2 separate regions of the Homo sapiens genome follow, and region 2 is linked to region 1. A link is a loop called in an ENCODE intact Hi-C map of the cell type or tissue named here. Cell type or tissue: mammary epithelial cell. All regions are shown on one strand. Links, peaks and the distances in the headings refer to the core of each region. The heading gives the core; the rest is flanking DNA.

What was found. Peaks named below come from ENCODE experiments on the same cell type or tissue, not always from the same donor. Only the 100,000 strongest peaks of a DNase experiment are listed, where the experiment ranks them.
Region 2: it touches region 1 in a loop (12-fold over the local background); 12 of 110 quality-filtered maps call a loop at or near these places.

What each region holds. Positions count from the first base shown.
Region 1 is chr1:47,992,854-48,003,648 of GRCh38, reverse strand. It overlaps TRABD2B (TraB domain containing 2B), which reads left to right and starts at 6,264. Exons shown (of 7, transcript NM_001194986.2): 1 at 6,264-6,961; 2 at 9,052-9,615. The coding sequence starts at 6,860. RefSeq lists an enhancer at 5,723-5,772. In mammary epithelial cell, for the core only: a CTCF peak has its summit at 5,859 (motif pointing left); a DNase peak (open chromatin) is centred at 5,908; H3K4me3 peaks cover 2,022 bases.
Region 2 is chr1:48,234,407-48,239,406 of GRCh38, reverse strand. SLC5A9 (solute carrier family 5 member 9) reads right to left here. Exons shown (of 14, transcript NM_001011547.3): 10 at 3,528-3,678; 11 at 1,560-1,728; 12 at 1-85. Among named protein-coding and RNA genes, the nearest start is that of SLC5A9, 14 kb to the right of the region's middle. In mammary epithelial cell, for the core only: a CTCF peak has its summit at 2,363; no DNase peak of the experiment used is centred there.

The sequences.
Region 1 (10,795 bases), core at 3,003-8,002:
CCTTCATGGCCAAACTGCACCCCAGCCCAGTCCCGACTTCAGCCTGCTATCTCAATATTCACCCCTTCTACTCTAACCAGAACCTTCTTTTCCCTACCCCATGTTGGCCCTTTCACTTTCCTCATTCCCATTATCTGGAATGCAAGCAAGGCCCTTTACATCGATTTAAATCCTACTTTTCCTTTATAGCCTAATTCAAATCCTGCCTCCGCCAGGATCATTTAGTAGTTCTATACGAAGGTGAGAGTCTTCAGCTCACTGACTTTGCCTGGACTTTTACAATACTGCACCACTCCCCTGGCCCTTCCATGCATGCGAGTGGGTGGGTGGTGATTTCTAACTCTTTTTCTCTTTAAAAATATTTAATTGACAAATAAAGATTGTAAAGTCTGGCCAGGCGCTGTGGCTCATGCCTGTAATCTCAGTACTTTGGGAGGCCAAAGCAGGCAGATCACCTGAGGTCATGAGTTCGAGACCAGCCTGGCCAACATGGTGAACCCCATCTCTACTAAAAATACAAAAACTTAGCTGGGCGTGGTGGCAGGCACCTGTAATCCCAGCTACTCAGGAGGCTGAGGCAGGAGAATTGCTTGAACCTGGGAGGCGTAGGTTGCAGTGAGCCGAGATTGCGCCACTGCACTCCAGCCTGAGCAACAAGAGGGAAACTCCATCTCAAAAAAAAAAGAAGATTGTATATATTCAAGGTATACAAAGTGATAATTTAATATATGTATATATTATGTAATGATTATTAAAATCAAAGTAAAAAACACATCCGTCACCACACTTGCTGTATATTAGATTCCCAGAACTTATTCATCATATAACTGAAAATTTATACTTTTGACCAGTCCGTCTATACTGTCGGTAAGAATGTAAATTGGTAAAGCCATTATGAAAAACAGAATGAATGCTCTTCAAAAAATTAGAAATAGGACTACCATTTGATCCAGCAATCCCACTTCTGGGTATATATCTATAGGAAATGAAAACAGCATGATCCAGAGATATCTATACCTACCATATTCATCGCAGCACTATTCACATAAATGCATCTTAACTTACCACCTACCCATGTTTTGTCTTGTTCAGAAATGGCAAGTATCCAGAGGGCAGGACTATATTCCTTCCTGCCTAAGACACCACAATTCATATGGGGACCCAGTAAATATTTGTGAGTTAACACAGCCAATGCCTCTCATTGCTATTATATCCCTGAGGCTGCACACAGCCCGTCTGGTACCTGGCAGGTCAGCCACCCTCAACCAGCACCCACAATTTATGCAGAGCAAGCTCAGGGGATTATCTCCTCTGAATGGCAGGATGAAGGGATTTCCAAGATAATGCATAGTCCTTCCTGGTACAGTCTGATTTCTGAGTCTCCCCAGTAGTTCTCCTCCATTCTGCCTCTCCTCTCCGCCTTCATTGTTGACAATCCCTGTATGTGCCAAGCAATTGCAGTCCCATGTCTTAGCACATTCAGTTCCCACTGCCTGACCTTCCCTTCTTCCTATTCCCTGTCCAACTCCTGCTCATCTTTAAAAATCAACTGAAACATGACCTTCTCAGCAAAGACCTTTGCTGATCTCCTTTCTCCTAAGGCTGACTTCGTTGCTCCTTTTGTCCCCTCTATTTGTTTCCCAAAGCCCCCTGTTTGTTTGCATCTCTGTCTTCCTCACTGGATTGCAAGCTCCCTAGGAACAAAACCCTGGACTGATTCCTATGTACTCTCTACTCCCCCACTGGGCAGGCCCACGTAGGGGTTTTGTTTTTAATGAATGCCATATTATATGGCAATTTTAATCCTTTGTTGCACTTTTGTGACTATGTGTCTATTTTCCCATTGCCAGGAGAAAATGCCCTTTTCTGAATTAGTTTCTGCACTTTTTCTGGTTCTTTTTTTTTTAATTTTTTTTTTTTTGAGACAGAGTCTCTCTCTGTCACCCAGGTTGGAGTACAGTGGCGTGATTTCGGCTCACTGCAACCTACGCCTCCCGGGTTCAAGAGGTTCTCCTGCTCAGCCTCCTGAGTAGCTGGGATTGCAGGTGCCTGCCAGTACGCCCAGCTAATTATTTGTATTTTTAGTAGAGACGGGTTTTCACCATATTGGCCAGGCTGGTCTCAAACTCCTGACCTCACGTTTCGTCTGCCTTGGCCCCCCAAAGTGCTGGGATTACAGGTGTGAGCCACTGTGCCCAGCCCTTTTTCTGGCTCTTTCCACCACTCTAGACTGTCTTAACTGCCAACCTCTTGGTCCTAAAGTCAGCTGTCCTTCCCTCCCATGCCCCATGTCCTTCCCTCCCACACCCCATGACCTTCCATCATCAAGGATTAACTGCCAACCCAGGTGAGGGAGTTGGGGGAGAGGGTGTGGAGGAGATAGAGCCTGAGGGTGGGTAGGAAGGAGCAGGACTGGGATAGGAGTCAGAGCTGGAAGTCAGGCCAGGCCAGGCCCATTTGAAAATGCCAGTGTGGCCAATGGCCAGGGCAATGGCCTTGCAGGAGGGCAGCCCTCAGGCCCACAGCAAAGCTCCTCCTTTCAGTGGACTGGAGCAGGGGAGCCCCTCCTCTGCCTCCCTGAGAGATGCCCTTTAGCAGCACTGGGCTGGCTCCTGGATCTGCTCAGGAGGCAGACTTTGTTGGTTTAGTTCCGCTACAAGGCTTTCTGCTCCTGCCCTAACTGTTACAGCCTTCAATTCCTGGTACCAATTTGATTGAACAACTTAATTAAAATGCAATAAAAGGAAAGTGAGCCAAATGTGCCCAGGGGAGAGGAGGCAAGCTACGAGTCCCCTGACTCTCCCTTGAGCCCTGTGCTCTTCTCCATCCTGCCTAAAGGCTCTAAGCAGGCTGTGGCCAAGGGGCTCAGAATTCCAGTGTTATGTATAGAGGCTCCTAAAGGTGACCTGCTCCACAAACTTCTTCATACTGATGACATGGAACCTCAGTTCCTACTCAGGTCCAGAGAGAACAAGTGAATTACCCAAAGCTACCTCGTGAGATGTTAGCAGAGGAAGGATACGTCTCCAGGACTTAGGATTATCATCATCCAGGGTTTCTCACACTACACGATGTGGGAGGAAAAAAATGGTTTGAAAACACTGAGACCCTTGCTCTTGAGTCTTGAGGAACACTCTCTCCTGAGGCCCCAAACTTATTTATTTATTTGGTAACAGCTTTATGGAGATATAATTCACATACCCTACAATCCACCCATTTAAAATGTAATTCAATGGTTTTTAATATATTCACAGAGTTGTGCAACCATCACCATTCTAGAATATTTTCATTACTCCAAAAGGAAACCCAGCACTCTTCAGCTATGGCCCCACGATTGCCCCCATTCTTCCTAGCCCTAGGCAACCACCACTCTACTTTCTGCCTTGCTATATATTTGCCTATTCTGAACATTTCATATAAATGGAATAATATAATATACGTCCTCTTGCAACTGGCTTCATTTGGCATAATGTTTTCAAGACTGATTTATCCTATCCTGGAAATAGCATGTATCAGTGCTTCATTTTGTTTTATGGCCAAATAATATTCCATCATATGACTATAACATGTTTTTTAAATGTATATATTTAGCATATGATATGATATTTTTATATATCACATTTTGTTAATTTATTCATAAGTTGATGAACACTTGGGTTGTTTCCACCTTTTGGCTATAATAAATAATGCTGCTATCAGGCTTTACGTAGAAGTTTTTGTGTCGATGAATGTCCTCAGTTCTCTTGGGTATATATCTAGGAACAGAAAAATCTATTTGTTCTTGCTTCTCTTTAAGAATATCAGTAACAATACTGGTAAAGATCTTAAGACATTATTGCACACATTGACGCACAGAAAGTGAGGGGGACAGGAAACTGGCTGGGGAAAGAGAGGCACAGAAAAGCTAACTGTCCTGCCTTGGTCACAGTCACCACGTGTACCATGGAGGAGGAAGTCATAGCTGACACTCATGAAAATTAGCCAACAAAACTTTTATAATTTTAGGAAAAAAGATACCAGGGAAACTTTGTTTACAATACAGCAGGGGAAGGTTTTTTAAATCCACACACATATTTACACACATCATTGTTTTAAATTGATCAGGCTCTTTCTTATCCACTATCTGACTTGTGTCTTCTAATTCTCCAATGAGAACCATGACCCTCCCTCCAGTGGAATTCAGTTCTCACTTCCCCTCATCCTTACCAGCAGAGTGGTGACCTTGTAGGGAGTTTTGGAGCTCCGGAAAGTGGAGACTCTTTAAAGGACATCTCTTGTCAGAGCTGCAGGTCTCAGAGCTCTGTGTGTGGGAAGCATGGCGCTGTCCTGTGCTCTCATACATACCGTCTGGGCACTCTGGCCTGCTTGGTGTCTGTCACCAAGTGTGTGTGTAGCTAAGAGGCTGAGGTTGCTCCAGACACCCAGTAAGTTGAACCATATGAAATTGCCAACATGCATTCACTTGTAACTTACAAAAGTGGCAACTTCATGTGCACATGAGGGTAAACCTGCCAGTCTCTGGTGTCCCCTTCTTTCCTTCCCGTGTTCCTCCCAACCACCCAGATCCTGTGCTCTGGAAAACCTTTCTGGCCCTCCAGCCCTGCTTGGTCTTTCTCACTCAGCCTTCTAGTATGGTCATTTTCTAGCTGCTCAATCTGGTACCTGCAGGCATGAGTGGGAGAAGTGGGGAGAACACTGGGCTGGGAGTCAGGAGACCGAGGCTTGGGCTCTGGCTCCCTCCTCACTGACTATCTGCCCACTGGTCTCCCTGCCTCCAACTTGCCCCCTCCAATTCATGCCCCCGATGAGCACAGATCTACTCTAGCCACCTTAAACTTCAAATCTTGCAGTGACTTCCTATGACCTGATACCTAGAACGGACAGACTCCCCAGCTTGGCCAGAAGACACAACTTCAGCTCCTGCCACTTGCTTTTTGCCGCAGCCATGGGTAACTGCTTGCAGTCCCCTGCAGGTGTGCTCTCACACTGCTGCGCCTTGGCACCTGCTCTTCCTCCGCTTGGAAGGCATGTGCACCTCCTTCTCTAAGCTACCTCTGACTTATTTTTCAAGACCATCTCCCAGGCGTCTTCCCTGGGCCTCTGAGCTGTGTTAGGAGCTCTTCCTCTCTGCTCCCATTTCCTTGTGCTTCTGTCTCTCCTGGCCCTCATCATCTGTATTTTAATGGCGTCTTTGCATATCTGTCTCTGTCTGTCTCCTTCTCTAGGCTGTGGGCTCCTGACAGTATGACCTAATTCATCTGTCAATCTTTGTTGTCAGGATAGGAAGAGACGACAAACTCTCCTTTAACAGAACCAAGCAGGGGTGCCTGTGCCTCCCTTTCTTCATTTGCTGGAAACGGCTCAGAAGCTTAGATCTTGTGCTCTGGCCTTCTCTAAGTCTCATTTGCCTCTTGAGGAAGGGTAGGTTGGTTTAAGGGGTCTTTCAAGTCTTGTGGTCTAAGAAACTGGGATATCAATTCTCACTCTTCCAGAGACAGACACAGGGATCCTGCGTGGGTCCAAGGACATAGATAAGAGGGGATTACTTAAATGGAAGATTCCAAGGAATTTTGAGGATTTCTTTTCTTTTCTTTTACATTTGGTGTTTGCAGAGCATCTACCAAGCGCATCCCAGAGCTACGCGTGACATAAGGTTGCACACAGCAGCTTTCTGAATTTTGTGTGATTGCTGCCTCCCCAGTCCAACTCCTGTCCCTCTCGCTGTTCGCTCCTGCCAGGATCTGCGGGACGGATGCGTTGGGCGAGGCTGGTCCCCAAATCTGTCGCTGCCACCAGTCCGCGTCCGCCGCCGAGCCGGCGGAGGTTGGCCGAGCGGGTCCTTAGCCCGGGCGCCCTCTGGCGGCCGCACGGGGAAGCTGCGGCCCGGTCGCGCCTGGCGAAGGGAAGGAGGAGGGATGGGGGAGGAGGAGGCGCGGGCAGGGGAGGGGAGGAAAAAGTTGCGCTGGGAAGTTTGGAAAGTTGGGAAGTGGCTGCTGCGGGCTTCGCCTCCCTCCGCGCGTGTGAGGGAGCGAACGAGGGAGCGAGAGAGGAGCGAGCGAGCGCCTGCCATGCCCATCAGACCCCGCCTCGCCGCGCCCGGGCGCGGAGCTAGCCCTGACTCCCTGCCGCCCGGCCCGTCCCGGCCCGGCCCGGCGCGGCCCCGGCCCCTCGCCCCCCCGCCCCCCGCGCCAGGTCCTCCCCTCCCCCGCCCCAGCGGCCCCAGCCCCCAGCCCGGCCCGGCTCCGCGCCGCTCTCCCGCCCTCCTCTCTCCCTCCCTCCCGGCCGCGGAGCAGCATGGCGGAGCCCGGGCAGCGGCCGCGCGGCCGCCCGCCGCCCCTCTGAGCCGGGCTCGGGGGCAGCCGGTCGCCCCAGAGCCGCCCCCCACCCCTGCCGCGCCTTCCGCCGCACTTGTCCCACTGCGCGCCTCCTGGAGCGCCGCGCACCCCTGGGACCCTTGCGTGCCCCGGGTGCCCAGCATAACCCCGGGACCCTTGCGCACCCCGGGTTCTCGGTTCTGCCCCAGGAACCCCGCGCGCCCCTGGACCGCGACGCAGCTCCGGGACCCCGCGCGCCCCCGGACCCCAACACGCCCTCAGCACCCGGGGGCTCGGCCAGCGAGGTTGAGCGCCCGGGGGAGGGGCCCAGCCCTAGAGGGTCTCCCTCTTCCAACAGACGGAGCCCGGCCCCAGAGAAACCCCCAGGTCCGACAGGGACAGTCAGCCACGCCCCAGAGGGCGCCCAGCATCCTGCGGCTGGAGCCCCGTGCTCCAGAGGAAACTCCGTGCCCAACTGGGGGCTCCCCGCCCCGCTGAGGGGCGCCGCCCAGGAGGGTCCCCCGCGCCCCGCGGGCCCTGGCAGGATGCACGCCGCCCTGGCGGGGCCGCTGCTCGCCGCCCTCCTCGCCACCGCTCGCGCCCGCCCGCAGCCCCCGGACGGAGGACAGTGCCGGCCGCCCGGATCGGTGAGCGAGCGCCTGCCCGGCCACTCTCCCGCCTGCCTGGGTATTCTAGTCCCGTGGGACCATGGTTTGGGTCCTGCTTCCGCACCCACCTTAGCCCGCCCGCTCCACCTCCACCCCCCGGGCGCAGCCTCGGGCGCCCTTCCTTCGCTCCTGCCTGTCCCGGCTCCAGCTCCCAGCCAGGAGCGAGAAGGGGCGCTCCCTCTCCGGTTCCTTCTCCACACGCTGCCGCTCTGGGGCTCTCCTCTTGACTTGTGGTCCTGCTTGGACGCCTCCTCTCTCTCTGCCCCTTTTTGTCTCTCCTTTCTCATATTTTTTCTGTCTTTACCCTTCTGGTCTCTCTGCCCGCTTCTGACTGTGTTTTTCTACCGTTCCTTGCCCTTCTCTTGACTTCCATCGAACCCTTTTGCTCTCCCATTCACACACTCTGCCCCCTCCCAGGCTTCCCTCTCTCTCCCTGCCCTCCCACTCTGACCTAAGACAAACTTTCTCCCTGTTCCTCGTTCTCACCTCCATCTCTGCGGCCCAGGCTCCCACCACCTACTCTCCCAAGCGTCCATATTTCGTGAAAAGAGGGAAGATTTCAGAGGAGAGGAAAAGGCAATGCCAGGACATACTGGCCTAATATTTCTTGGGGTCGAGTAATTACTGGTTCTCCTAATATTCCTTCCAAAACAAAGAACCTCTTTATTTCCTTCAGTATCTTTCCCTCTAAGTGTAAATTAATGCATTGACAGTAACCCTGAATTGGAGGCCAGGAGACCATAGGGTCTGGCTGCTGTAGGTGTGCTGCCTGTTAGCCCGGAATTCGCTGACCTTGGGCAAGGTGCACCTCCAGCAGCCTGCCTTGTGCACAAACAGGGAGCTCGTTGGCTGACTGGGCTCTCAGTCTATCGCCAACATGCTGGGATTAACAGTTTGGGGTTGTTAGTAAAGTAAGGTACTGTTCTCCCACAACCCACCCATCCCAACACATACTTTTCATTTGTGCCAGAATCAGGCAGAAAAGTGTTATGAGTTGGTCTAAAGCTTGCAAGTGGTCAGTGGGCACTCCAGGGATTTTTCTGGTTGGAAAATGGCTTTGCCCTTTATGCCTAGCCCTGACTTGGATCTGTAGAAAGGACCCCTGTCTGCATGCCTCTCTTCAGCTCCTACATACACACACACGCGCACACACACACACACACACGCACACACACTCCCCTAAGTCGGAGCTTAGGTCATAGAAAATGACAAACAACTGGGGTTGGAAATCAGGTATACATTTTTAGGGGAGGAGCCTGGAAAGTACCCAGAATATGTACATTTCTTGGGACTAATTGTAATGGAATCCTTTCCTCCCAAACCAGATTCTGAAACTTGACTTGGCCTTGCAAGATTTTAAAGCACTTTCTCATCTATGGTCTCAGCTGGTCGAGCAAAGTAGCTGACACCCCAGACCTGCCCTCCAAAAAGAAAAGTGTATTCACCGTGATGAATGTGAAGTAGCTGTTTAAATAGGTGTGCTATTTTTAATAGGTGTTCTGCTTTCAAAGTGCTCTTGGCTTATATCTTCTAATGGTTGGATTTAAAAGTTATATGACTTCCTCCCTTCTTGCCAGAGCAGGACTCTTGGTCCTCCTTTCCCCACCCTCCGCATGAAACACCACCGGTGAAGGTTTGACTTGGCCAAGCATGAATATTCTCAGGTGGTGTGGCAGTCCTTGGCACTCACAGGGAACGCTAATCATGAGAGTTTCCCTTCATTGCTGACTTCCTCTGTACCTGGCACTGCTCTGAGGGCTTAATATACATATATTGTATCTTTTAATCCTCCCAACAACCCGAGGTAGTTGCTTTCACCCCCATTTTACAGATGAGGAAACTGAGCCTGTGGAAGTGAAATGATTCACTCAAGATCATACATCTAAGACAGGGCAAAGCTAGGTTTTCAATGTGGGTCTTTCAGGCTCCAAAGACCTGGCTCTTTACCACGGCCTGTGTATGGTCTCTGCCTCCCATCCCCACCTCCCTCTGCAACGTGCCTCTGGGCTACCCTGACTCTACTCTGTTGCCTTCGGCCTCACTGCCTTGCCTCTTCTCTACTCCTGCAGCAGAGGGACTTGAACTCCTTCCTGTGGACGATTCGGCGTGATCCTCCGGCCTACCTGTTTGGCACTATTCACGTCCCCTACACCCGCGTCTGGGACTTCATCCCGGACAACTCCAAGGCAGCCTTCCAGGCTAGCACCCGTGTCTACTTTGAGCTGGACCTTACAGACCCCTACACCATCTCGGCCCTGGCCAGCTGCCAGCTGCTGCCGCACGGGGAAAACCTGCAGGACGTGCTGCCCCACGAGCTTTACTGGCGCTTGAAGCGCCACCTGGACTACGTGAAGTTGATGATGCCCTCCTGGATGACGCCCGCTCAGCGGGGCAAGGGGCTCTATGCTGACTACCTATTCAATGCCATCGCGGGCAACTGGGAGCGCAAGAGGCCCGTCTGGGTGATGCTCATGGTAAACTCGCTCACAGAGAGGGACGTGCGCTTCCGTGGTGTGCCCGTGCTCGACCTCTACCTGGCCCAGCAGGCTGAGAAGATGAAGAAGACCACAGGGGCTGTGGAGCAGGTGGAGGAGCAGTGCCATCCCCTCAACAACGGGCTCAACTTCTCCCAGGTAGGCATGCAGTGCCCCAGCCCGGAGCTGACAGCCCTGGGTACCTGGGTCCTCTTCTCTGATTGTCTTTCTTCTCCGAGGGGGAGGGGGAGGCAGCCAGAGTCAGGTCCTTTTTCTGGAAGGAGAGGTTCTGCTGGGCAGCGAGGCAGCACCTGGCTGCTCTGGTGGTATCAGTTGAGAGTGGCGTATACTGGAATTTGGGGTAAGAGTCTGCGTGTTTGCTTCTATTTCAGCAGTATTACATGTTGGGGATGTACACTCCTCACCTGCTGTGCTTGCCTGGGCAGAAAGAATTTCCCTCAGAGCATCAGAGTGATCAAAAACAAAAAGAGGGGGCTTCCGGTTTGTGTCAGGCCTTCCTGAGGCCCTGGAGGCTGTATTGAGGCTGGTGTGTGGACAGTGCCCAAGAAAGTAAGAGGAAGGCATGGCTCCCAGGGCTGAGCCAACAAGGAGTTGCCTGGGACCTGGCGACAGTAGAGTGCTGCTTGCCATTTGAGGTTAAGCACCATCAGTTTCCCGGCTCTGTGCAAAGCTCTAGGTGACCCTCGGACCGCCTCGCTAAGGCCAGGAGAAAGTCAGCCAGGAGAGTTTTAAGGTTAATAATTTCAGAGAAGCGTGTTCGCTTAAAGGTTGACAGTCCTGATTTCTGAACCTCAGAAGTAGGAGAGAAGGGAGGGGCTTAAGAGGTTTAAAGTCTCTGGCTGCCAGAGATCTGATAGAGCAAAATGTCATTAAAAGCCCCTTCTCCATGGGCAGAGGTCACTTGCTACTCACTGGCCCCAAACTCAACTCTGAGACCCTGGGAACAATGAGTTCACATCTGTGCCTTGAGAACGGGGCTGTCAATCCCAGGATGGGGACTCCTTCAAGGAGGCCCCAAGATGGGGCTTGGGTCAATTTCCTGAGTGAGGCATGGCTCAGAGACGTGCTGCCCATTAAGGAGACAGCCTCATAAATTGGCTGGACCAGAAACTACCATTGGAATCAGACCTGCTTGCTCCTCCGGAGATGTTGCAAGCTCTTCACCAGGGAAACAGCGGCAGAAACTGATCCCCTTTCCAAGATCTCTGGCCTTTGTTTTTCCAAGGGAAATGCAATATTGTCCCTGGGGAGGTAAGAAGCCAGATTGATTTGCCGGCCAAATGAAAGGCGGGTTTGTCGGTTCTCCTGCTGGCTCTCC
Region 2 (5,000 bases), core at 1-5,000, 240 kb before region 1:
CACAGGCTGGCGCTGGGTATGAGAACTCCAGGATCATACGCAGAAGCCCCACTCCCAGGCCAAACACGAGGCCCCAGAAAGCTCCCTGTGAGAGAGGGCAGACAAGAGCTGAGGTGAGATCCAGGTGGGAGACCCTAGGAAGGTAAAACTACTCTCTCCCCAAATCTCTCTCCCACTGGTTTATTGCCATGTTGGGCAAATCCATCTACTAATGGGAAAATGAGTTCTCCATTAATACTGAGACTTCGTCTTGACTTAAAGGCACAGTGGAATAGGGGCTCTAGAGTCAGGTAGACTAAGATTTGAATCCTGGCTCCATTGTGAACTGACTGAACCAATGACTCGGCCGTGCTGACTCAGAGTTTTCTTATTGGGGGCAGTAATTTAAAAATTCATAAAATTAAATCAGTACTAAGTTAATTAACAGATGGTTAATATTCAACTAAAATGGAATAAACTTTTGTAATAATCAGGGAATACCAGGATCCCCTTCCCAAACTTCTGTCATGATAAATCAGAAATCAGAATAGAGACTTTCCTTTAGTTGCTGTTGTTTTTAAGAAAAGCTCTGGTACTTCTCATGTCTTTCTTCTTTATAGCTCCATTTGGCCCTAACCTGTACCTGTTCCCAGCATGTAAGAGTATGGGAGATACTGATCCTGATTTCAAAAACTTTGGAATGAGCAGAAACACCCAGAGTTCAGCCAGGTACTGCTGTGCGGCATGGTTGTCAGTGAGATGAGACCTGTGCAGACAGTAGACACTTGCTTAGGTGCACCATCAAGGGAGGGGGTTCCATGACCTCATTTTCAATGACCTTGAGCTCTCACATTATTTTTGTGGAGTGGTGTCCATGATATCCCTCAGCTTCTCAAGGTACAGCCAGCCTGTCTCTTCTAGGCTATCCTGGGGAGTAACCAAGGCTCCAGCCCTGGGGTACCGCTAGCTTCCTCCCAGATTCTGTCAGGTTTCAGTGGCACTGCATGAATAATGCAAGTGCAGGAGCCCTTGTAAGGTCACACTTTGTCATCATCATTGTCATTGCTGTTATTTTGCTTACACATAGAACCTTATATTGTTAGACATGGAACAGACCCTAGAGATCTTACAGTCTCTCTTGCACGTTCACACACACTGTTCCTTGTGTCTGGAACATTCTTCCCCCTCTCATTAATCCTTCAGGCCTCAGCTCAGATGTCACTTCATCCAGGAAGTCTTACCTGACTCCTCCCAGGAGCCCCATAGGTTAGGTGCTTGTGCCCTTTACTCTCCCACCAGCCAGCATACTTTGTAACTATTGTTTATTCAGTTATCTCTCTGCCAGCCAAGTGATGGCCCATCTATGTGAATCTCGTAAACTACTGCATCCCTGGAGCTGCCATTATAAGGCTGATAAATGTTTGTTGAGTGAATGAATGAATCTAGGCTGGATGCTGTGGTCAGGAAAATGGAAGCCTAGAGGGGAAGTGGATTTTCTCAAGGTCACAGAGACCAGGTGATTGACAGACCAGGTCTCCAGCCCCTCTGCTGTATGTGAGAGACAGGTACACTGCACTCACGGGCTCTGTGACCCTCTTGCAGAAGATGGCCAGCAGGAAGAGAGCGGTGATGGGTGGGGCCAGGTAACTGGTGACAGCCTGGATGTAGTCGAAGAGCTGCCCACTGTTGGAGCTTTGGATGATGGGGATCCAGAGGATGCTGATGACAACCAGGAACACCACAAACACTCTGCCAGAGAGAGCACAGGGCACTGAGGCACACTCGGGTGGGCATGGTGTGGTGTGGGGTGAAGGTGATGCACAGGAACCAGGAAGGGAGAAAGAAGGGGAATGTACAATCACTAGATCAGAGAAGGTTGGCAGCCAGAATCTCAAATACTAAGATTCAGAAACTTAGTCTTAAAATCCCAGAATATAGGAATTTTGGAACTGAAGAACCTTATAATTCTAATGCCTCCGTGGCACTTATATATTAGACGGCTTCAAGGTCATGTCACCCACCTGTTGCTGTTCAAGGAGGAATTCATACATTCCACCCCACCCCCCACCCCAGTCAAAGGCCTCTGGTCTCTGCTTAGAATGTCTTCTCTTTTCCATCCCTGCCCTGTGTAGGGCAGCTCTTTCCCAGGATGACTGCAGCTTCCAGGGACTGCTCCTTCCTCCACGCGCTGATCCTCTCTCCCTTACTGTGGCATTGATCTTGGGAAAGAATCCCACTTATTCACCTGACTCCTTCTCAACAAACTGTGGCTCAGACCTAAGTCCCCAAAGCATTCTGCATGTATGATTTTGCAGATGTGTGAAGTTGTTGATGAAAAACTTTTCTTGGATGTGTTGGGTGCAATAACACATATGACCAGTAGATAGAGCACAAACCTCACTGATTGAGGAAATGGTAGCAAAACCAGTTCATATGCACAGATAAGGAATGCTTCTTTTGACATGTCACTGCATACCTGTCTTCTCCTCTCCTTTTCCTCCCATTTTGCCTCTCTCAGACTCCACTAGAGCATCAGCCCCCCAAGTAGCTTCCCTGCTGCTCATCCCCCTCCTCTTTGCACAATCTGTCCTGCACTCAGATCCTGCAATGGCCAGTCCCCTTGCCTAGGGCTGGGGGTGCACAGATGAGCAAGCAGTAGGAATCCATTAGGCAGCCCTGGGCAGAAGGCATCCTAGTGGAAAGAACAGTGAGTGCAAAGGCAGGGAGATGTGAAAGAGCAAGCTTCCTAAATTCAAGTACCTATCCACAAAGTGGGAGAACTTTAGTCCAGAAATCCAAGTTAGGGAACCTTCGATTATGAAGCAAAGATCTAAAAAAGGGCCCCTTAACCTTATGTAAACTACAAATCTCCAGCCTATGGAAAACCAAAAATTTTAGCCACCAAGTTATGCTTTTAAAAGCATAAAACTGTTACCCACAAGATAAAGTTCGAATTCCTTAGCTTGGTGTCCAAGGCTCTGCATCATTTGGAGAGAGCCCTCCTATGAAAATCTCCATTGACGCAAATACCTTGCTGTGTTACCTGTGTTTCTACCTTCCTTAATAAACTGTGAGCACGCTGAGGGCAGGGCCATATGACCCATCCGTGGGTCCCCTGCATGTGGGATGTGATGCACAGTAGATGTTCAGAGTGAATCTGATGGATCAAATTAATAGCATTTTTTTTTAACCGGGCTTAACATCCGGAGTTGGTTGGGAATACCTTGGGTGAGCTGCTTGCTAACTTTCCATGCACTTACACAGTTTACCTTTCATTTCTTAAGTACTTTTTCATCTCTCGACAACCCTGTTGATCAATTTCAAGATAAAGTTACCAGGGAAGAGGTGTTTTTTCCTATTATTCTGAAAGGAGGAGTGGTCCAGGGTTGGCGAAGGACTTACTTGAAATCATGTGGAGAGCTGGAGCTTGAACCCGGTGCTCTGGCTGCCAGTCCAGGGTCCAACCCAGCCACCTCTGTTCAGGGTAACCCAGGGCAGGGCAGAGGGGAGAGGGCACTTCGGAAGGAGGGAAGGAGGGGCCGGCGCACCTGCCCACCACCATCAGCTCCTGCTCTGTTGACTTCCTGCGGAAGCGCTGCCACACATCAATGGTGAACAGGGTGCTGCTGCTGTTGAAGATGGAGGTGAGTGAGCTCATGAGAGCGGCCATGATCACGGCAATCATCAGCCCCCGCAGACCTGGGGAGAGACGAGGCTCATGTGAACGGCTGGCCCATTAAGGCCGGCTCTTCCAGGACTACAGAGGCTGCTGGAGCATTCTGTAGAGTCAGGAGCTGGGGGTGGGGATGAGAGAGGGAAGGGGTTGGATGAGGCTCCCATCCAGCACAGATAAGAAATCCTAGACCACAGAACTAGAGGCTGGGTTCTGCCCAGGCTCTGTCCCTGCCTTGCTATGTGGCCTTGGGTGACTCATTTGCCCCTCCACCCCCCACCCTAAGCCTCAGTTTCCTCATCTATCCTATTAAGTTATGTAAGACTAGGTAATCTCTAAGGTTCTCTGAAGCTTCGACATCTCAGTCTAGGTTTCACAGCTTGTAGACACTTGGTTAGTGGGTTGCTGCTGGGGAGAAGAGAAAGGTGATTATTAATAATTGGGTGGATCTGTTTAGTGTTTCCATACCTTCTTCATTGACATGGTGGTGTTGGGCTAAAGCCCTGGCTTGGGAGGTAGCAGCTTTGGGCTTATTTCCTGGCTCTGCAAGTAACCAGCTGTATGTATGATCCTTGGACTAGCTCCTTGCCATTTCTGGGCCTATTTTTCCACTTGAACAAGGGAGGATGGGACCCACTGGTATCTGAAGTTTCTCTGACAGTGACCAAGCTTCTAGAGATATGGCTGCTCACCCCTGGGGAGATGATCCCAGCCCTGGTGCCACCTCAGTCCTCTTTCCTTCCAAATCCATATATTTAACCACCTTCTGATGTCCCCCTCTCTCCCTTGAAGTGTCACAGGTGCCTCAGGCTCAAGTGCTCCAAACTCAGGTGCCCATCTCCCTCTGGGGCCTTCTGTTCCCCTCTTTAGTTATTGTCTTTCCAGCCTCACAGCAGACCTTAGGGCTACCTGAGACCCTTGCTCTGCTCCCCTCCCTGCTTACCTCCAACCTGCCCCTCAGGGCAGCTCTGTCCTAGCTGGGCCTCCCTCCATGGCCACTACTTCCCGGATTCACTCCTCCTTCTACCACAGGGAGGGAATAACTCTACTCTGCTGCCCTCCATAATCCCACCTCTCTTCATATGTCCCTAATCTCAATATTATTATAAGCCCACCACCTAAAGGCCAAGATCTGGGAGGCTTCTTGGATTTCTCTGTCTATATTATCCCTCAAATCAAGTCCTGTCAATTCAACCTCACAAACATCTTTAAATCCCTTCTCTCCATCTCTGATGCCACTGACTTGGTCCACCTACCTGGACCACTGCAAACTCCCCATGGACAATCTCCCTGCCTACCCACAAGCCTGCCTCGTACAGAGTTGTCCACACAGACTGGTCTTGCTAAA